2 separate regions of the Homo sapiens genome follow, and region 2 is linked to region 1. The links are chromatin loops, found by intact Hi-C in ENCODE. Cell type or tissue: endothelial cell of umbilical vein. All regions are shown on one strand.

Region 1 (8,000 bases):
TCTTATAGTTCAAAAATACTTTATAAATTTCAGTCCCTCAGAGATCTTGTGAATATCAACTATAAAATATAGTATTATAAATACAATAAAATTATTTCAATTATTTAAAGTTTCTGGCTTGGTATATAAAGCATCAGATTCTGTATGAAGCAAATAAAATCACTCCTAACTAGCGTACTTCACAGAATACAAATGAAGAAAAGTTTTAACAGTAAACTGTTCATAGTATAGCTTATCAAGCACCTACTATTTGCAAAACACTATAAAATTTGTACCTACTATTTCACTCAAAAAATGAAATCAGATCCTCATTTTCGTAAGCATGAAACTTAAATCCAGGTAGAAATAATATCATGGATACAAAAAAAAGTTTTTTCTTTCCTTCACCAAGTCTATCCAATGATTTCAAAACCAGAATGAGTCACATATCTGACTAAAAATGAAGAAACAGTATGTTTTTCATTTACATAACCCATATGTCCTCTTATTTTTTTCAGGAACAGTGATGGATTGGTTATAATCTTATACATCCTATAAGCAGAGGGTTCTATAGACAGGAAATACAGTGAAGTTATATGGCCCTGCAAAAAAATCATGATGCTACATGGTAAAGTCTAGAACTGGGAATTAGGAGATCATCTCTGACACTAAATAGCTCTATGACCTCAGAGGAAAACCACAACCTTTCCTGGCCCTCTAACATTTATTGTGCTTTGGGGTAAATTATTAGAGTTCTCTAGATCTATTTCCACATCTGAAAACTTTTGGAACTAGACTAGCATCCAACAGCATTTGGATGGGTGGTTCTTCAACTGTTAAATGCCGATTCCTAACGTCACCTCAATGATTCAGAATGTCCACGCTGAAACCTAGGAAGTTAAATGTTCACCAAGTTCACAGTTGACTGAAATACATAGGTGGTCCTCAGCCACAGTTGAAAAACACTAATTGGTTGATCTCTAATCCCTCTAAGAGTGTGAAAAGATGATATAATTCATTTCAGCACCAAGCTTTTAGGAATTCAGAATCTAGCACAGTGTGTAAGGCACAGTAGATGTTAAACAATTATTTGCAGAAAGAAAGGAAGGGAAAGAGGAGGGGAAAAAAAGAAAGAATAGAGAAAGAGGGGGAAGGAAGGCGGCTAACTAACTGGTCATATTTTTGGCTAAGAAACATACAAAACAGTAGTAAAATTACACTTGAATAACATACACAACACACATCAATAGCTGGAAAGCAAAGACCTTAGTATCTATAACATTTTGCATATAACATGAATTCTTGTCATCCTCTTCTCAAGTCAAACTGCAAATTGCTAAGGAGGAAAAGGAAGAAAACAGAACATGGATGCCAAAAGAATTCTAATGGAAAATAACTGGATGACTAAAACTTAGTGACTGCTTTCCCCAAGTAGAAGAGAACACAGAATTTTAAGGACAGGGACTTGGAAATGGAACTGAAGTTTGAAACTACTTGTTACTCATAAGTGCAAATTTCATTTGGGATAATATATAATCCAGAAATACTGTTGGCAATATTAACTTTTGTCCATTTTTATATCTGCATTTTCCCATTCACTTACATTATAATTTTTGAGATGTTTTATCTTCACTTCTGATGATCTTCAAATGTCAATGGCTCTTAACACATTAACTGTAAATAAACACAAAGGAACTTAGGGGAATTCAGAAATTTAAGGAACCCTAAAATATTCTAAATCATTGTGCAAAGCCTGCAGGGCAGGGAGTGGTGGGGAGGAGGCTTTGGCAATTACTTGCTTCATACTTTACATGATCTTCAAAATGTAAAACTGTTCTTTTGAATGAAATGATACTACCGATACTACCCTCTTAATCATCAGGTAATGAATGAAATGATACTATCCTCTTAATCTCAGGCAAAGAAAAAAAAACATCCTATTTTCTGTCAGAAGGCAAACAAAATTCAAAGGTAAAATTCTCTCCAAATACAAACTCTCACTTGGTGAATGTATACTGTATCTTTATCCTTCTCCAGCAAAATAGCAGGTCAAGGAAACTCATGTCCTTATCACTACCACCCAATCAACCTGCCCTGGGACTGCCCTCTAACTACAAAGCTTTGGTCTGCACCTGGGGCACTAGATCTTCAGGCATGTGTGTTCTTTAGAGCACACAGACCCTGAAGTCAAATGGACTTGAATTCACATGTCAAGGTACCCTCTCTAATCTTCCGTTTTCTTCTCTGTAAAATGGAAACATTAACACTCTCTACTTTATACAGTTATGAGGATTATATGAGAAAATGCATAGAAGAAATGTAGCACCATGCCCAGCATAGTAAGCATGCAATAAATGTTGTGCTATTTATATTATTGTTGTGTTTAATATTAACATTATTATTACTATAACTGTCTACCACTAGGAAAGCAAGGCTTGTTTTCAGTGTTGCTATTTTGAGGCAATGCCTTTGGTTATGATAAAAGAATGTTGTTATCTAATATTGGTAACAGAGAACAGAGAACAAAATTTTATTTTTGAACTTTGCTGGGCTTCTTGGCTCGCTCAAGAATATTAAGGCTTGTAATCACCAGCCCATCATCAGCCAGTTATTTTCCCTTTTGCTAATGCATAACCTCCAGACAAGGCCTCCTCCCTACCTCAGCAACTGCTCATTTGCTGCTATCAGTAAAAGCAATTCTGCCGAGAAGAGAAATGGATATGTTTCTGACTTAATGTCTATTAAATCCTCAGAGCCTGATGAATAAATGTTTTATCAATCCAAAGGAGACTTATATACATATGCTCTTCTATTCACATCCAAATTATAAACTCCTTATGTTTGAAATTATATGCTTAAAATATTAATATTTAAGTTAGGTGACAAAAGAATATATAAGACACAGATGTCTCCGCATTTTTAATAAAATGTTTAGGTCAAAGATATAAAAACAAACTGAATATTGGCAAAAGCATTCATAAATTAAAATGGTCAGCTTTATTTATTTCCCTTATGGAAACCACATCCTTACAACTGAAATGAGAGAAAATACCTAAGTAGAACCCGATGCAACATTCTAGAAGAGGATAAAATACATGGATACATGGCTTGGAAATGGATGTCAAATTGGAAGTAAGCAGAGTAGGCCATCAACTTCATTACCACTACTACTTTACCGTGCAATTCCTTGAGCTCTTCAAGTGAAATACAATATAGCACGGCAATCCATTCTTCCTTTGATTTCTGTTTCCCCATCACTTAATGATCTTGTCAATATTAAATGTACCACTTTCATTTTATGGTTCCAGATTAGGATTATAAAAATCTGACCCAAGACAAGACACAAAAAAATAGAAAGCTAAACTCAAGAGTTCAGAGTGCTCCAAGATACAATTCTCTTTTTTGGTCTGCAGCAATGTATTACCTCCTCTCTTTCAGTGTGTTTTCTATTTTGGTCATCGCATTTGCAGCTCTAAGGGTGTCTCTGGCATAAGTGAAATATTGCAGACTTTAGGTGGAAAATGTCTTTCTTTTAAATGATTCATCTGTACCCAAGGGGAAAAGCTGCTATGACTCCAATACCCATTCTCTCCTATTCCTCAGTGACAGAACCTCCAAATTTAGCTCAGCACAAAGGCCTCACAGATGAGACTGCCTATCCCAGCCTCTTGTTTACCTACGTATGGCCATGGGACCATCCATGTTTTAGCCAACTGGATGTAAGTTAAAAAAAATGACATGTGACTGCCAAAAAAGTATCCTTCAAAGAGAGAGAGTATGCTCCTCTTCTTCCCTTCCTCCTGAAGATATAATAGCTGGAGTTCCAACAATAATTTTGGTTCATGAGGTAACCCTGGAATGTAAGACAATCTGGGTCCTTGATACTTCAGATCCACCATATTAGATCTGTATTGACTATCTCCAGGCTTTCATGTGGAAAAAAATTTAGCATCTCCTATATTAAGCCACTGTCAGTTTGTATTTTGTTATGTGCTGCTAAACCTAAAGTAGAACTTAAAAAAAAAAAAGAATTTTCCAAATAACAGTGTTTAAATTTTTAATTAAAATATATTTTACAGGTAATTTTTAATATATTTAATACACAGCATTTGCTCTTATTTACTCTAGACTAAAAATATTTAAAGAGCCCAAGAGTTATTCACACAAAGTAAGAGTCTTTGAAAGAATAAATATTCACCAGTGATTATGGCCATAGGTCCTATGTACTTGGGGAAGGGAAGAATTATGAAGCTTGCTTATTAACAGTTTGTATTAATGACAACATTGGTACCTATATAGAAACATATTAGGAGGGACAGGCACAATTAGCTTTGCATAATAAAGCTACAGGAAAGGGAACTGAAGTTATTATTTTCAAGAAGGCATCTTCCCTAGTCCTTTTTATTTTAATAATCTAGTACCAACTTTATCTTTTTATACAGTTCCATTTTTAATTTGACTTCCTGTGGAAAGCAGGTTTTTAAAATCACTCCCTATCCTTGACTATCACCTCTAATAGTGTTTAATTATTATCTACCGATTTAACTAAATCAAACAGTAGACACAAAGATAGCAAGTACTTTACATATTCAAAACCATCTTCCTTACAAAGGAAAAATATTCCACACTAAAATCTGGAGAATTTCCATTACTCAAATCCTGAATCGCACGCAATCTTTGGCTCTGATGATTTTGAATACAATAGCATTAACTTGGCAGCTTTCCAAAATAAACTTACTGCTTTCTGGTCATCTGTATCCAGGTTATCTCCTTCCCCTGGGCATAATCCAAACTTTACAGGTTCAGGTGATGGCCTCCTGGAATTACTTGTTCATAATACAGTTGACCCTTGAACAACACAGGAGTTGGGGTGCTGACCTTCAACGCAGCTGAAAATCCGCATATAATTTTGACTCCCCAAACTACTCCCCAGACTTAACTATTAATAGACTACTGTTGACTGGAAGCTTTACGGATAACATAAACAGCCCATCAAAACATATTTCAGGCTGCACGCCAATATACTGAACTCTAACAATGAAAAAAAATGTTATTAAGACAATCACAAAGAAAAGAAAATACATTTACTACCCATTAAGTGGAAGTGGGTCATCATAAAGTTTGTTACCCTCATCATGTTGCACATGCTGAGGAGGAAAAGGAGGGGTTGGTCTTGCTGTGTCAGGGGTGGCAGAAGCAGAAGAAAATCCACATAAAAGTGGATCTGAACAGTTCACACCCATGTGGTTCGAGGGTCAACTGTACTTTTTTTAAAAATGCTTGTTTCCACTAATCTTTCTCACTAAGAATCTATTTTTAAGAAAAAGCCTAAAACGCATATTCTTGTTTTATGTTACTCAAAGAAAAATGCCTTAGGAAATTTCCTAGAAATCAAATCTAATAAATCGACAAGAGATGACTTTTACCTTTTACTACTTTAGTCAACATTTTTACAAAAATGCTCTCAAGTAATAGTTTTACAGTACTTCTAACATAGACCTTAACTTAGTTTTAACTAATGTTGATTGCATTACAAAAGGCACCAATTAGCAAAAGATCCAAGGCAGTGGTTCTCAAACTTCAGCATCCATCGGGATCACCTGGAAAGCTTGCTAAAACACCAACAGCTGGGCTCCACCCCTAAAATGTTAATTCAGTTAGGTCCAAGGTAGGGCCCAAGAATTTGCATTTTTAACAAATCCCAAAGAGATACTGATGCTACTGGCCTGGAGACCAAACTTTGAGAACTACTGGTCTACACTAATAGGAAATTATTGATAATAGCATAAAAAGGAAAAATACAGATATATACGGGACCCAGTCTCAGGTTCACTATCAACTTGCATTCTTCAAATATGTGCTTTCTGAAAAGCTACATAATTACTATGTCAGACCAATATTGTTTCTTATCTAAGAGAACTTAGATCTTTGAGGGTTTTTAAGTAATGAAATCCAAATAAGTAATTTTTAGTCTAATATGTTCAATGTTTGATACAAGGTACTACTAATAATGCCAAGGTTGTAGGTTCAATCTGGTAGCTTTACTCTGTTTTACAGCTATAATTTCTACCTCTAATCTTGCCAGCTGTCTCAGCAGACATGCCAAGAGTGACAAAGGGAATGGGTAAAAATGTGTGATTGTACACAAATCCATCACCACTACTAGAAAAACAACATAAAAGCATATTTCCTACCAACATATCACTTTTTTTTCTTGAGACGGGGTCTCACTGTCTTGCCCAGGCCAGAATACAGTGGCACTATCACAACCCACTGCAGCCTCAACGTTCCCAGGCTCAGGTGATCCTCTCACACCAGCCTCCCAAGTATCTGGGACTACAGGCATGCACTACCATGCCCAGCTAACTTTTTATTTTTTGCAGAGACAGTGTTCTGCCATGTGACCCTGGCTGGTCTGGAATTTCTGGACTCAAGCAATCCCAAACTGTTCAGCCTCCTAAACTGCTAGGATTACAGGCGTTAGCTACTGCACCTGGCCTCCAACACGTCACTCTTAAGTGACCTTGAGGCTAAAACTAAAGATGAGACCTTGCAACAAAATGTGTTTTAGAAATCTAGGAAACTCCTCTACTTCTTCAGGCTATAAGTATAATCAAAATCCATGGAAACAGAAATCTAGGAATTCCTGTTTTCAAATGATGATAATTTTAAGGCAGGCATGCAATTTATAAATGCAATTAGTTGAGAACTACTTTGAGTATGTGTACCCCCCCTTTGATTTTTTTAATGGAAGTTAAATGTAAATATAAGATGCTCATCAATGCTAATGAAATTATATACTACAAATTGATAAAACCAAATAATCTGGGATAAACAAGTATGGTACCCAGAATAACTAAAGCCTGAGGTTATATGAAGGATGACAAGAACACACATTAATTAAAACGACTAACAACACAAGTTAGAGCAAAAGGGGCAAAAGTAATCAAGAGTAGCAGATGGATAAATAGGTAGTTGAAGAGGACATAATAACCTCATTGTGTGTAGGACTGGGCACAGAACAGTAAAATCAGCTCAAGATGTCCAGTCTCCCATAAAAATAACTTCAGCTTAGACCTGAAATTGCAAGTGTTCAGGCCAAATTCAACAGAAGGAATCCTTTTTAATCCTTTGAATGGGAACAACAAACAAGACCAGTGGTGAACATTCCGTCAACATTCTTTTATTTAGATGTTCACTCAGCACCTATTCGGCACTAGATATCTTACCATTTGATTATGCACAATACAAACTAATCAAAGAAACCCACTAAAGCAGTGCATTTTATAATAGTGTATAAACTGAAAAATGGAAAACCAGACTAAGATGGCAGATTATTACCAATATAATGTCAAATTCTGCTGTGTAACTCATTACAGTTCTGAGACTCAAGCCTACTCTTATTATCACATCTGACCTACAGTATTATTTTACCTATATCTTATAAAGTCATACTTATATCAAGAATCAGAGCACACCCAACAAAAGTAAAATTACAGAATATAACTAGATTATTAGGATGCTAAAGTGAAGTTTTCCACAACTCCCTCTCTCTTTCTGTGGGGATAGATATACATGAAGAATGGCCAACAGCAAGATATACAAGAGTTGCTGAACAGTTTACTGAAGTATGGCAATATTAAGCAGGACTCACCAAAGACAACTATTGTTTTTTTTGTTTTTGTTTGAGATGGAGTCTCACTCTATTGCCCACTCTGGAGTGCAGTGGTGCGTTCTTGGCTCACTGCAACCTTGGCCTCCCAGGTTCAAGTAATTCTGGTACCTCAGCCTCCCAAGTAGTTAGGGTTACAGGTGCGTGCCACCACGCCCAGCTGACGATTACTTTTTTTTTTTTTTTTTTAAAGATGCAGGATGACATAACTATAGCTGGTTAGGAAACTACTACCTGGATATCATATGAAGAATGAAATTGCCCTTTTGTGGGCAAAAGCATCAGATCTATGATGACCTAGAAGGCATAACTGGAGACAAGAGAACTCTGAAATGACTACAGATACTTA
Region 2 (8,000 bases), 390 kb after region 1:
CAGCAAGAACAGATTTAAGAAAATGAGTTCTTAAGGGGCACAAGTGGGCAGCAGGTCAGGCATGCTGCCCAAGCTACACCTGGCGCCCACAAAAGGCTGGGGTACTTCTGTATAAATCCTGGCCTCACCCAAGGCTGCCAGAGCTGACACATTCCCTATCCCCCTTATCCTCTCTCCAGAATGTCTGAGAAAACAAAAAGAAAAAATATAATCTGAGAACTGCTGCTGTGGGCCAGCTAATCTTGTCACCAAATATGTAGTGCACAATTACTATGAGCAAGGAAGTGGGTGCCAGGATCCAGAGTGGCCCTCAATCTTTATCCATTAATGTCTGTACCTCCTTCTCGAATTCAGCACCGTTTGATCTTTGATCATCACAGAATCTGCTCATTCCAGTCTCCCGTTAAATCTGTGAAAGCTGCTTCAGCCCTACTTCTTGCAAGTCAGTTTCAAGCCTCTCTTATCACAGTGTACAGATTCTGAGGAGGGGACACTGATTCTACTGCTGAGGCCTGGTTCACTCTCTCACCCCTTAGAATAAGAAGTCAGGCTGACTCCTATCATAGTCATGTTTCCAGGAAAGAGCCTAAACTCCTTCTGACACTGAGATCCACAAAAGGGTTGATGAGGAAGCTTGGAATTTGGGGTGCCATTTAAAGATTTTAAGTGGAGACTTGAGACAAAAAGAGTTGCATTTTTAGGAATTTAACTGGCAAATGATAGAGGATAGATTATGGGATGAGAGGCCAGTTTGGAAGTACAGTGACAGTTAAAACATAAGTTGGGAGACATTGGTTAATGTGGATTCAACCAAGGAGAGAGATGGTCCCCCGATCCAGCCAATACTGTATCCTGAGAGTGGCACCCAGGTTTTTCTTTATCTAGAAGACCATCCTATTACATTTCATGGCATCTACTTCAAACAGAATGAATGCTTCCTATTAGTCCTAATTTCCTCGGTAACTTTTTGTACATCTGCAAGTAATGAATGTATTCATATAAACTCTTCTTGCAGCAGGCAGAGGAGATACAGAGACAGCTAACTGCATAAAGTGCTCCAGAAACATAGCCCAAATCACAATGATGTTACACCACTGTGATTCAGGATAAAGGGACCTTAAAGAAAAAAATAAAAACAACTAAATGTGTTTATGCTATGTTATGCTGTTTATGTTTCTTCTATTTGAGAAGCTCCTGACTCAACCACTATTGAAAAATTCCGAAGTCCTATAAAGATACAATTCTCTTGACTGAGAATAACATTCTGAAATATTATTATTAGGTCAATAAATTCTCACTTAAGGAAAAGGAATTAGAGATGCACCATTTATAACAACTTCTCAATGCAAAAACTGAGTTCTGAGGCCAAAAAATATATACACTTTAATCCATTTTTCAGTAACTTTCACATTTTAGTGTAATATTTTAAAATTAAAGCTATTACATTTTAAAATAATATGGAAACAGTAAAAAGATCAGTAGTTGCCTGCAGTTAAGGGAGAGGGAAGGATAAACAGGCAGAGCACAGAGGATTTTTAGAGCAGTAAAATACTCTATGATAATATAATGAAAGATGTACATTATTATATATTTATCAGAGCCCACAGAATACAACACCAAGAGTGAATCCTAATGTCAACTACAGACCTTGGGTGATAGTGGTGTGTCAATGTAGGTCCACTAATTGCAACAAACATACCACTCTGGTGGAGGATGGTGATAATGGGGGTGACTATGCATGGATAGGGAACTGGGAGTATCTGGGAACTCTTTGTATTTTCCACTCAATTTTCTTGTGAACATACACTGCTCTAAAAAATAAAGTCTATTTGAATAATAATAATGAGACAGGATGTATTCTATATTAAAATACATGTGAAACTGTACTATATGAAAAAACTTTGGCAAAAAGAAAGTCTCATCAATTCTCTGATTCCCAAATGTCTAGATATCTGTAAGTTACTATTCAAGTCATCTAATACACAAAGGGAATTTTTTCTATGTTAGAAAAAGTTTCCACAACTTCTATGATGAACTATTCTGAATGTTACTAGAACTTAGAAGTACGGTAACTGGAAATTAAGGCAGATAAAAACATCTGTCTCTATGCAAAATATGTCCCTCAGAGGTTAAACTGGGTGAAAATAAATAGCTAACCTGGCAACCAAATAAAACTACAAAGCAACAAACACAAGTATAAACATTCTGAAAAGTGTTTTTAAAAGACAAAGTGAAATGCTCCTAGAAAATGAACATTTAAAATGTATCATATGAAACTTTAATATCTCACAATAAGAAACATACCTTTCTTCTTGTTATGCTGCAAGACGTCATAGCTGCCTTGAGTATCAAATTATGTATATATAATTATATACATAACATATACATATATAGTTTTCTACAAGTCTCTCAATAAACATATATTCTGAAAATATGGAGCACTTCAGTTGTGCACTTCAGTTGTGCCTTTGATCACTGCACGAGCCCAGGCCCACAATATCAAATGAAGAAGAGTTAACATGTTGACATCTGTTTTAGGCTAAAAATGGAAATTGTGAAGCTCTTCTCTCCTCTTCCAAGAGTTCCCTGGAATGGATCAAAAAGCTTCAAAAGACTTGGCTCCAAGGGAACTTCTAGGCAATGTCTACACAGCACAAAATGATATGGAGGCTTGGCATCTCCCTAAAGAATTAGGGCTGTGTTGACTACTGCAAAAAGGGGACTGAACCTAGCTCCCTTTGTGACTTGAAAGGTCAAAACAGTTCTCCAAGCTCCAGAATTTTCCTTTATGTGGATCTATGTATTAATTTTTCATAAAACCTCAAAGAAAACTCCTTGCCTTCAGCATAGTTAGACAACGACTGAACATCTAGACTGGGCCATGTATTTTGCCAATACTAGGGGTAAAAAGGCTGACTTTCCCAGGTAAGTGAGGCAGAGGAATGTCCTCAGTCTAAATTGAAAAGAAACCTTCCCAAACTTACACTATTTTTTTCACACCAAATCAACTTGGCCTGTGAATTTTTTCTTTCCTTGAGGCTGAGTCAAGATGAACTAGCATTTGCGGGTGGAGTGGTTACTTGAGAGCACACCATTCGTTACAAGGGGTCTTTATATGTAAAGCAGAAACATTTTTGTTTTGCTTTTCAGTTGGAGTGAGCACGAGGAATTGATTCTTTTTTTTCTCCAAAGTTAAAAGAGCAAACCCAGAGACTACCAAAATGTTAGGTTTGTTTATCATTTCCAAGTTGAAATAAAGCGTAATGTGAATACTCAGCACTCTATCTTTCCCTGATTAAAGTGATCCTGCCCTTTGAATTGCTACACAGGATACTGTTCTGTACAGCTCACTCACACGGCTGTAATAAGTCACAACAGTTTGGCACCTCGCCCAACAAAATACAAACTCTCCTGAAGTCTTGAGCTTTCCCATGGCAACATCACAGTCACCAACACAGCAAACAATCACTCCAATCCCTGCTCCCGCTTTCCTTTTCTAACAGCAAAGGATATCATTGCAGCCAGCCTCTTAGAACTGTGCTCATTATCATCTATGAAAGGAGATAGCAACGGAGATCAAGTTGCCTTCAGTGCTGAGCTTAAAGTCAGACCAAAAGCAGGATAAGTACAGGAGCATAGGGAAGTTTTACTTATGCTTTTACTGTAAAGGAAGAGTGAGAGGCTGTATGAAAAGTATATTCCTTAAATATATCCCTTAAAGTATATTCCTTAATGTGCCTTGCTGCCCTGATTACCCAGTGGCTCTGGCTCACTCACAATCTTCATACAAAACTCCCATTCACATCTAGCCCAGGCACTCTCGACAGCAGCTGGGGAGGGGGAAATGCCATCTTAAAGCTGCAACTCCGACACATTCCTGAAACTGCAAAATTGGAACGGCTTTCAAACCTCAGCTGCTTTCTCCAAGGGAATGATCATTCTGCTCATATGGGAAGGCTGCCTAGCAGTAAGAGCAGGGTGGCAGCTCCGTACAGCAGATTAAAGCAGCACCACTTCCTTTATGACCGCTTCTTTTCAGATTCAAATAACATCCTTAGGGGTGCCAGTCTCTTCTCATAAAAAGTGTCTGGGCTCCCACAAATCCCCTAAAATGATAATCTCTTCGTGTGTATTAATTTTATTTTCATTTGATGGCCCATGAGAGTTCAGGAACAGAACTAATAGTGAACCCAAGGGAATGAATGGCCTATGACTCATGGGTGGATATCATTTTATAGGGGAAAGGAAGAGGAGGGTGGAAGAGAGTCCTGGCTTCATGTGGTTTTGAATGCTGATTGTTCTACTCTGGAATTATGGTAAAGCCCTGCGCATGCTCATGGAAGATTCTGGCTTCTTTACAATTCTAGACTCAGGCCTTACACAGTGTTATAGTTTACATTTGGGATCACCCGACCTCAGAAATCAAAATTTCAGAGGGAGTTTCATTTCAGCATAGCTAAAATTTGGGGGGCAGTGGTGGTGGGGCATTAGTCCATGTAATAAAGAATATAAAATACTAATGACAAAGTATGGAAGTAATTATACCAAGATATTTCAATGCTATCCTAAACCACAAGGAGGAAAAAAAAATCCAGTGATTTACTAAACAATAGTAGAATTCTGAAATATAACTGAAGCATCTCTAACATACATATGGGTGACTGCTGTGTCATTCAAGACTCTGTGTATTTAAGTACTAACCCTCAAAATCCATTTTAGTGACAATTTACATAATTACAGTATTACTGGAAATTCTGACATCAACTTTTCACTTACTGCATACCTGATTATGTTTTATTCTTTATTATCCAATCATTTCCCATACCCAAAATCTAATTATGTTGCAATTTTTATCAGTAAGAAACCTACTTTAGACATAAAATATTAAGCTAAATAAACAAATGGTACTTTGCATCAGAGTTGCTCTAACATCTCAGAATACACTTCCCAAAAATTACATCCATGGCTACTTCCTACTTCTTTATGTTTCAGCTTAAATTTAAAGAAACTTGTGCTTTATAAAAAATGACTAGCTATAATAATGTATATTTTTTAGTTTGTTTGCTTGTTTCTTATATGTCTTCCTATTAGAATGTAAAGACCTTGAAGCTGGGGACCATGTAGCTAACCTCATGTCTTACACACAATGGATACTGAGCAAATATTTATTGAATGAATGAATGCTTCATTTATCTATACACAGTGAACCATACATGTGCTATATACTTTCTGCTCTGTGTACTCTTGTCCAAATGTAAAAATGCTGCAGCATAAACAAATAATTCATGGCATAAAATACAATACAATAAAATGAAAATAACTCATTAGTTAAGTTCAGCAAAACAGAGAAGTAAAAGATAGAGAAAGGAAGAAAACTAAGTGCCCTTGCTGGTGTTAGCTGGCAATGTCTTTTGTCTTGAAAGTTCTGGGTGAATGTTTTTGGGTTTTTGGAGAGAATGTACTCCCACTGAAATGAGTAATCCATTGTGTCTAGCATCATACTGGGATTTGGAATGCCATTGTGTTTTAGTATGAAGTGCTTGACAATGCATTCACACCCAGAGGTCAGTTTCAAAACTGCCCTTTAGTTTAACCCTATAGTTGTGATTTAGTAGAAGGATTCGAATAACTGCATAATTTGTTTACCACACATTATTCTGCTCACAATTATGAGTAATTCATTCTTACCTACAGCCATGGAATCTGTACAGAGAACTTCATTCAACCCAGTAGCAGGATTGCTAAGATCATCATGGATGACGATGATGAAGATAGTATCTAACACTGAGCACAGTAACTACCTGCTCACTCTCCCTTAATCTTGCCACCATCCCTGTTAGGCAGGTTTTGCTACATCACCATTTCATAGATGGTGGAATTAAAGCCTTAGAATTAAATAATTTCCCTCAATTTGCTCAGTTAATAAATGGTAGAGCTTGGATTCTAGTGCCCAAGGTATTGACTACTGTGATATTCCACCTCCCAAAGGAACAATTTTTTTTTTTTTTTTTCTGAGACAGGGTCTCACTCTGCCACCTAGGCTGGAGTGCAGTGGTGCAGTCACGGCTTACTGAGGTCCCGACCTCTCCAGGCTCAGGTATTCCTCCCACCTCAGCCTCCCACGTAGCTGGAACTACAGATAACATGCCACCACGCCCAGCTAATTTATACATTTTTTTTTGTAGAGATGGGTTTTTGCCATGTTGACTAGGCCGGTCTTAAACTCCTGGACTCAAGCAGTCTACCAGCTTTGGCCTTCAGAAGTGATTGGATTACAGGTGTGAGCCACCACACCTGGTCAGAATGATTTTTAAGACTCTGAAGTTTCCAAAATGTATATGATGACATATAGGGAGCATACTTGCTTCTTGCTCTTTTAAAAAACTATCATCATATTTGGAGCCAAGAAATCAGTTTATACTGTGATTACGTGAAAAGGAAATTCTTCTATACATAAACTGAGAACTGATATGCAAAGAAGCCTACTATAAAAAAATAGCTAAAATGTTTTTGTTGTCAGAAGCTAAAGGTTATTTTTTTTTTCACTAAGTAATGTAAAAATCAGTATATGGAAAGTCAGAGCAACATAAAACGTTAAAAATTTTGAAACAAACTTTTAGATTCATTTTGCTTAAGAATGTATCAGGGTTTATACCATTTCATCAACATTATTACCTTGGGGATGACTACAGTATGTCAAATTTCACCCCAATGTGACCTGAAACTGCCAGAAGCATGAAATCTCTGGAATCATCTTTCAAGTTACCACATTGCTGCATATGAGTTGAAACATTTCAGTACATAAAAGAAAGATACACATTCTAACCCTGTATCTTCTTGAATACCTTTTCTAATTCACATATTATTAAAGCAAGAAACATGTAAGCCCTTTCTTCCTAGTCCTTAGGTTGGCAATACTGTGGTGTCAGTAATTTATAACATGCTTTCTCATATATAATAAGAAGCACTGGACTAAAGAGTCTGCTGGTTTGACTCTTCACGCAAGTCAATTCAAATTAAGTCACTGTGCCTCTCTGAGCCTCAGTCTCCCCAGGTGTAAAAAGGGAAAATATGGTCAACTCTTCTGCGTCCAGTGTTGTAAAAATAAAATGAGAAATTTCTTTATAAGCTATAATCTGCTATGTGAATGCATGGGACTCTTCTAAGGCATATTTTACAATATCATTTATGCAAATGTAGGTGAATATGTTAACCATATACCAGAAAAGTGGCAATAAATAGCCCAAGAAATGTGTTCAATGGCTAACATCTAAGGAGTCCCAACTATGTCTAGGCACCAAGCTAAGTACTTTACATGTATCATCTCATTTAACTCTCACAATAGCTCTTTATTAGTTATCACCCCATTTCATACATAAGGACATTGTAACTCAGAGAGGTGAGGGAATTTGTTCAAATGTTCACAAGAAAAGACAGGGCTTAGACTCAAATCTAGGTCCAGATAGCTTTTTACCACTTTATTATGTTTCACTATGTTTACATTGGCTAGGAGTTTGAGAAGTCATGTGAGTCCATTCCTGGCATGCAGCAGAATCATGAAGGGAACAAAAGAAGTGAAAGAGTAGGAAGAAATAGAAGAAGCTGGATAGTCACACTCACTTTAGTTCTTTTGTATAAGCCATTAGGAATCCTTAGATTATCTAAGATATTTCTGCAAAGCATCTTATAAAATCAAATTGTGATTCTGGAATATCTCCAACCTTGAATGTTAATCATTCCTGAAATATGAATGCACAATTCACCACATTCATCCCACGGGAGAAGGCAGCAGTAGTAGCAGAGGGTTGGTGCTACAGATAGCTAGAGATGGCGGTACCTAGATAGGATTCTCATAGCTGAGGCCAGCAAAGACACCTCTTCTTGATTGTCCAAGCTCCAAGCTGAGGTTCGAAACACAGTCTTACATGCAGAAATGGTGCTATAGGAAAACATATGTCCAAGTTATACACAGCTTACTTACAAGCTTTTGGAATCTAACT

Evidence for each region. Peaks named below come from ENCODE experiments on the same cell type or tissue, not always from the same donor. Only the 100,000 strongest peaks of a DNase experiment are listed, where the experiment ranks them.
Region 2: it touches region 1 in a loop (7-fold over the local background); 2 of 110 quality-filtered maps call a loop at or near these places.

What each region holds. Positions count from the first base shown.
Region 1 is chr11:95,912,660-95,920,659 of GRCh38, forward strand. All of the region lies in intron 1 of MTMR2 (myotubularin related protein 2), which reads right to left. Among named protein-coding and RNA genes, the nearest start is that of MTMR2, 7.4 kb to the right of the region's middle. In endothelial cell of umbilical vein, no CTCF peak of the experiment used is centred here; a DNase peak (open chromatin) is centred at 4,832; H3K27ac peaks cover 1,688 bases.
Region 2 is chr11:96,303,703-96,311,702 of GRCh38, forward strand. All of the region lies in intron 1 of MAML2 (mastermind like transcriptional coactivator 2), which reads right to left. Among named protein-coding and RNA genes, the nearest start is that of MIR1260B, 34 kb to the right of the region's middle. In endothelial cell of umbilical vein, no CTCF peak of the experiment used is centred here; DNase peaks (open chromatin) are centred at 3,389, 4,249, 5,519 and 7,519; H3K4me3 peaks cover 629 bases; H3K27ac peaks cover 5,449 bases.